Regions from separate parts of the Homo sapiens genome. Here region 1 is linked to region 2. The links are chromatin contacts, found by Hi-C or POLR2A ChIA-PET in ENCODE. All regions are on one chromosome and are shown on one strand. Each heading gives the region's core, a stretch centred on a gene start or an enhancer-like site at or near the end of the contact. The rest is flanking DNA. Distances are from core to core; before and after follow the strand shown.

Region 1 (3,095 bases), core at 391-2,890, 91 kb before region 2:
TGTTGGTATTGTAAGCCATATAGTCTGTCCAGACCACTGAATTCCTTTGTTGTAGGCTGAACAGACTACAACAAATGGGTGTGGTATAAACATAGAACCAGTCCAATCTGGTTCAGCTTTGTTAGTAACAAAATGTAACAAAATGATGAGTCGTTTTTCAGTGCAATGGACCCCCAGGGTGCAAGTCACATATCGCTGGAGCATTAACAGATGAACAAAGCATGCCCAATTCATAACCCTTGGGTGGAATGAAAAAGTCAACTACAGGTAGAACCCAAGTACTCGGATCAAGGAATGGGGACTATGCTGGGCGTGGTGACTCATGCCTGTAATCCCAGCACTTTGGGAGGCCCAGGCAGACGGATCACCTGAGGTCAGGAGTTCGAGCCTGGCCAACATGGTGAAACCGTCTCTACTAAAAATACAAAAGAAACTAACGGGGCATGGTGGTGCGCACCTGTAATCCCAGCTACTCAGGAGGCTGAGGCAGGGAGAGTTGCTTGAACCCAGGAAGTAGAGATTGCAGTGAGCTGAGATCCCACCGTCACTGAGATCCAGCCTGGGTGACAGAGCGAGGCTCCATCTCAAAAAAAAAAAAAGGAATGGGGACCAAATTAAAAAGAGAAAGCTGGGTGTGGTGTCTCATGCCCAGGAATTGGAGACTAGCCTGGGCAACATAGTGAGACCCCGTCTACAAAAGATACAAAAATTAGCTGTGTGTTGTAACATACGCCTGTAGTCCCAGCTACTTGGGAGGCTGGGGTGGGAAGATCACTTGAGCTTCCGGAGGTTGAGGCTACAGATAGCTGTGATTTCGCCATTGCACTCTAGCCTGGGCAACAGAGCAAGACCCTGTCTCAAAAAATAAAAGGGGGAGGGCGGTGCCTTGTTTACTGCAGTGTGGACTTGAGCACCAAAAACACATCATCGCCCCTGCACGTGATGCAGTCATATCACCCCCATTGCATTTCCGTATCTCTCCCATGATAACCCTCTGCCTATGAAACCTGCCCCCAAGCTCCAGCTTGAAGAGACAGATTTGAACTTCGCCTACTGTCTCCTTGCCAGTTGACTCTCAAAAAAGCTTTTTAGGCCAGGTGCAGTGGCTCATGCCTGTAATCCCAGCACTTTGGGAGGCCGAGGCAGACGCATCACTTGAGGTCAGGAGTTCAAGATCAGCCTGGCCAACATGGAGAAACCCCATCTCTACTAAAAATACAAAAATTAGCCAGGTGTGCTGGTGCACGTCTTGTAATCCCAGCTACTCTGTGGCAGAAGAATTGCTTGAACCTGGGAGGCAGAGGTTGCAGTAAGCTGAGATCGCACCACTGCACTCCAGCCTGGGCAACAGAGCAAGATTCTGTCTCAAAACAAAATAAAAACAAAAACTGTTGGAAGTTCCTCCCACTGGGCAAACAGTGTCAGGTGGGCGAGTGAAACACAAAGAAGCAACAGCCCATGGTGTGAGGTGTGGGGAGGTGGCACGCGCACCCCGAGGGCTCAGAGGAAGCCTTTTAGCGCTGCCGCCTTGGGGGTTAAAGGAGGCTTCCCAAGGATGCAAAAGGGTGAGCCTTATTAGGGAAGGGGAAGGGTGCTCCTGGAGGAGGGACCGGCAGAGGCAAAGGCCTGGTTTGCTGGAGGAACTGAGAGAAGGGTGACATTGACGCCCCCGCAAAGGGGGAAGAGTGTGGGAGGCAGCTGCCTGGAGGCCTCACTGAGCAGCTGGGACCAAATCCCATGGGGCCCTGGGGGAGGGGAGACGCAGGGGAAGCGGGCTTAAAGTGGACTTGGGAGAGGCCCGCCAGTGGAAGAGGGGTGGGGGTGGGGGTGCCAGGTCCTGGTGGGGCGTGGCCAGAGCTCATTTCTGGGAAGATGTCAGCTCTTCCCAGAGAGAGGCAGTGATGGGGCAGGGCGTGGTGGAGCCCTGCCTGGTATGGTACCTCCTCCAGGTAGCCCTCCTTGCTACCTCTTAGTCCACTGCCTGGACCCTTCCTGACTCCCTCTCTTAAAAGTGTCCTGGCCAGGCATGGTGGCTTACGCCTGTCATCCCAGCACTTTGGGAAGCTGAGGCAGGCGGATCACCAGAAGTCGGGAGTTTGAGAACAGCCTGGCCAACATAGTCACACCCCGTCTCTACTAAAAATACAAAAATTAGGGCCGGATGCAGTGTCTCACTCCTGTCATCCTAGCGCTTTGGGAGGGTGAGGTGGGTGGCTCACCTGAGGTCAGGAGTTCGAGACCAGCCTGACCAACCTGGTTAGCGGGGCGTGGTGGCACACGCCTGTAATCCCAGCTACTCTGGAGCCTGAGGCAGGAGAATCACTTGAACCCGGGAGGCAGAGGTTGCAGTTACCCGAGATCGCGTCACTGCACTCCAGCCTGGGCGACAAAAGCAAAACTCCGTCTCAAAAAAAAAAAAAAAAAATTATTCGGGCGTGGTGGTGGGTGCCTGTAATCCCAGCTACTCGAGAGGATAAGGCAGGAGAATCGCTTGAACCTGGGAGGTGAAGGTTGCAGTGAGCTGAGATGGCCTGGGCAACAAAGTGAGACTGTCTCAAAATAAATAAATAAGGCCGGGCGCAGCGGCTCAACGCCTGTAATCTTAGCACTTTGGGAACACCTGAGGTCAGGAGTTTGAGACCAGCCTGGCCAACATGGTGAAACCCCGTCTCTACTAAAAATACAAAAACTAGCTGGACGTGGTGGCGGGCGCTTGTAATGCCAGCTACTCAGGGGACTGAGGCAGGAGAATCACTTGAACTCGGGAGATGGAGGTTGCAGTGAGCCGAGATCGCACCATTGCACTCCAGGCTGGGGGACAAAAGCGAGACTTCATCTCAAAATAAATAAATAAATAAATAAATAAATAAATAAATAAATAAATAAAGTGTCGTCCTGTCCACCAGCACATCTTCCTGTTGTATTTCCTTTTAATCCATAGCCCTAGCAGACTCTTACTTGTTTATATGTTTATATGTCAATATGTTTATATTGATTCCCCCAACTGTGAGCCCATGAGAGCTGCACCCTCTCCATCTTGGTTGTTTCTGGGTGCCCGCTGCCCAGGACAGGACCCAGTACCTGTACCCACACAC
Region 2 (3,049 bases), core at 550-3,049:
AGGTGCATGTCACCACACCGGCTATTGCTTGTATTGTTTGTAGAGACAAGGTCTCACTATGTTGCCCAGGCTGGTCTTGAACTCCTGGGTTCCAGTGATCCTCCTGCCTCAGCCTCCCTAGTAGCTGAAACCACAGGTGCATGTCACCACACCGGCTATTGCTTGTATTGTTTGTAGAGACAAGGTCTCACTACGTTGCCCAGGCTGGTCTTGAACTCCTGGGCTCCAGTGATCCTTCTGCCTCAGCCTCCCAAAGTGTTGGGATTATAGGCATGAGCCATCGTGCCCAGCCTAGAATGTTCTTATCAGATTTTGCTAGTTACTGGGAGGACAGGGTCTTCAGCACCCAACAAGTCCTGGCACACAGTTGGCACTCAATAAATGTTTTTGGCCTGAGCAAATTAATTTATCAATGACCAACTGCATGTCAGACACTTCCACAAAGGTTATGATTATATGATTATAAACCATGAGAGGGTGGGATGTGGTGGCTCACGTCTGTAATCCCAGCACTTTGGGAGGCCGAGGCAGGAGGATCACTTGACCCCACGAGCTCAAGACCAGCCTAGGCAACACAGAGAGACCCCATCTCTTTAAAAAAATTTTTTAAAATTAGCCAGGCACAGTGGCTTATGCCTGTAAATCTCAGCACTTTGGGAGGCCAAGGCAGGAGGATCGCTTGAGCCCAGGAGTTCAAGACCAGCCTGGGCAACATAGCGAGACCTTGTCTCTTAAAAAAATTATTTTTATCTTATTTGTTTGTTTATTTATTTATTTATTTATTTTGAGATGGAATCTTGCTCTGTCGCCCAGGCTGGAGTGCAGTGGCATGATCTTGGCTCACTGAAACCTTCCCCTCCCAGGTTCAAGCAATTCTCCTGCCTCAGCCTCGCAAGTAGCTGAGATCACAGGCACCCACACATGGGTAATTTTTGTATTTTTAGTAGAGACAGGGTGTCACCATGTTGGCCAGGCTAGTCTCGAACTCCTGACCTCCGGTGATCTGACCGCCTCAGCCTTCAAAAGTGCTGGGTTTACAGGTGTGAGCCACCACACCTGGCCAAAATTATTTTTAAATTAGCCAGGCATGGTGATGTACACCTATAGTCCCAGCACTTTGGGAGGCTGAGGCAGGAGAATCGCTTGAGCCCACGAGTTCAAGACCAGCCTGGGCAATATAGTGAGGCTCCCATCTCTAAAAAATTATTTTTAAATTAGCCAAGTGTGGTGGTGTACACCTGTAGCTCCTGCTACTAGAGACACTGAACTAGGGGAATCACTTGAGCTCAGGAGTTGGAGGCTGCAGTGAGCTATAATTGCACCCCAGCCTGGGCAACAGAGTGAGCCCCCATCTATAAAAAAGAAAGAAAGAAAGAAAAAAAAAAACCATGAACGTCACCACCATTTATGGAGCATCGACTGTGTGCTCGGCTTTGAGCTGAGCCCTCATAGGCACAGGTGTTCAGGAGTCTAATCTTCCCTCACCCTATAAGGCATTACTATTCTCATTTTGGAAAAGGGTAAACTGAGGCTCTGAAAGTGCTCTGACTTGCCACACAGTGAGAGAGTAGCCAAGTGGGGGCCAGGATCCTCATCGGCCTCACACTCTAGCCTTTCTTCTCAGTACAGAGACTCAGGCGCCAGCTGGCTTGCCCGAGACCCCGGCCCAATCTACAGACTGGGAAACTGAGGCTAGCCCTGCGGCGCTCACCTCAGCAGGGCAGGCAGGAGGCGCCGGCAGCCTCTGGCCCTCCTCCAGCAGTTCCAAGAGGCGGCAGAGGGCGGGGACATCCCGCTCACATCCCATCATCCGCAGGAACTCCTGGAGCCAAGGAGGAGCGCATGTGGTGGGGGAGGAGCCTCCGTGGGTGGAGGGGGAGGGGCCACCCGTGGTGGGGGTAGGGGCCATCTGTGATGGAGCGGGGAGGGGCTGCCTGAACCGTGAAGGGGTCAGAAAGGTGAGGAAGCGTCCTCCCCACTGGGGCCTATGATGCTGGGACCAGGTGACCCCATGCTAAAGAGGGACGCAGGCGCAGACAGGTTGGAGATTGGCCACGAGGGGCGTGGAGGGAGAAGAAGGCTGGGGGCTCTGGGAAGCCGACTCACGGCCGAGGGGCTGCAGCTTTTGTCGCAGTAGGTGAAGAGCTCGTACAGGACGACCCCGAAGCTCCAGACGTCTGACTGGCGAGAGAAGATGTTGTCCGAGAGGGATTCGGGGGCATACCTGGAGAGGGGACAAGGTCTTGAGATGCGAGGGTGTAGAAAGGACAGGAAGAGGGGGGCAGCCTTGGAATGGGGAACTGGTCAGGGTAGGTGGGGACTGTGAGCAGGTCAGTCCCGTCTCCAGGGTCTCGGTTTCCCTGGCTGTGGGATAGGTGGATTCTCCAGCCCTGGGAGGTGCCTGGGAAGAGCTAAGGCTGTGGGGAGGAGGCGGGGGCAGCACGGAGGGGCGGAGATGGGGGCGGGGCCAGAGCCGTGGGAGGGGGAGGGGCCAGAACTGGGCGGGGGGAAGGGCGGAACTAAGAGGGGGCCAGCCCTGAGGGGCGGAGCCAGCGTGTTGGAGGGGTGGGGTTCTGAAGCTTGGGCGGGGCGAGAGCTGAGAGAAGGGCGGGGCTAAGGCTGGGGGCCGCTGACAGCAGGGCAGCGGGAGACAGAGGAGCCAGTGCTGTTGAGGGGGCGGGGCTCTGGGGAGTGGGAGGGGCCAAAGCTGCAGCGGAGGAAGGGCGGGGCTAAGGCTGGGGAGCAAAGCAGCGGGAGGGGGCGGGGGCATGGCTGGGGGCGGAGCCAGAGCCGTGGGGAATAGGGGCGGAGCCTAGGCGCGGGTTCCCCACCAGAAAATGGGGCTCTGGCCTGGCTCGCGGACCACGTAGTAGTCTTTGTCAAGCGGCAGCAGCTTAGCTAGGCCGAAGTCAGCGATCTTGACGTGTGCCTCGCTCTCCACGAGGATGTTTCGGGCGGCCAGGTCGCGGTGCACGCAGCGGCGGGAGCCCAGGTACTCCATGCCCTGCGGGCGGGCGGTGTGAGCGTGCAGAGAGGATCCCAGGATAAT

The links. Hi-C counts contacts between places; a loop is a spot of excess contacts on that map. ChIA-PET counts read pairs that join two places held with the same protein, here RNA polymerase II (POLR2A). Pooled maps may share reads with other maps.
Region 1: a pooled map shows a loop between it and region 2 (2.0-fold over the local background). The contact joins two enhancer-like sites. A Hi-C loop is called at or near these places in 4 of 50 pooled maps. POLR2A ChIA-PET finds 5 or more read pairs at or near these places in 16 of 52 experiments (AG04450, B cell, BJ and 13 more).

Annotation. Positions count from the first base shown.
Region 1 is chr19:17,737,736-17,740,830 of GRCh38, forward strand. All of the region lies in intron 3 of FCHO1-AS1 (FCHO1 antisense RNA 1), which reads right to left. Among named protein-coding and RNA genes, the nearest start is that of FCHO1-AS1, 12 kb to the right of the region's middle. RefSeq lists an enhancer at 1,128-1,628. Within about 2 kb of position 1,641, at least 5 of the 41 ENCODE cell types and tissues checked have a DNase peak (open chromatin) inside an H3K27ac peak, as active enhancers do.
Region 2 is chr19:17,828,397-17,831,445 of GRCh38, forward strand. It overlaps JAK3 (Janus kinase 3), which reads right to left. Exons shown (of 24, transcript NM_000215.4): 21 at 2,832-3,004; 22 at 2,107-2,224; 23 at 1,712-1,822. Among named protein-coding and RNA genes, the nearest start is that of INSL3, 8.4 kb to the left of the region's middle. RefSeq lists a silencer at 2,637-2,686 and an enhancer at 2,658-3,049. Within about 2 kb of position 1,800, at least 6 of the 41 ENCODE cell types and tissues checked have a DNase peak (open chromatin) inside an H3K27ac peak, as active enhancers do.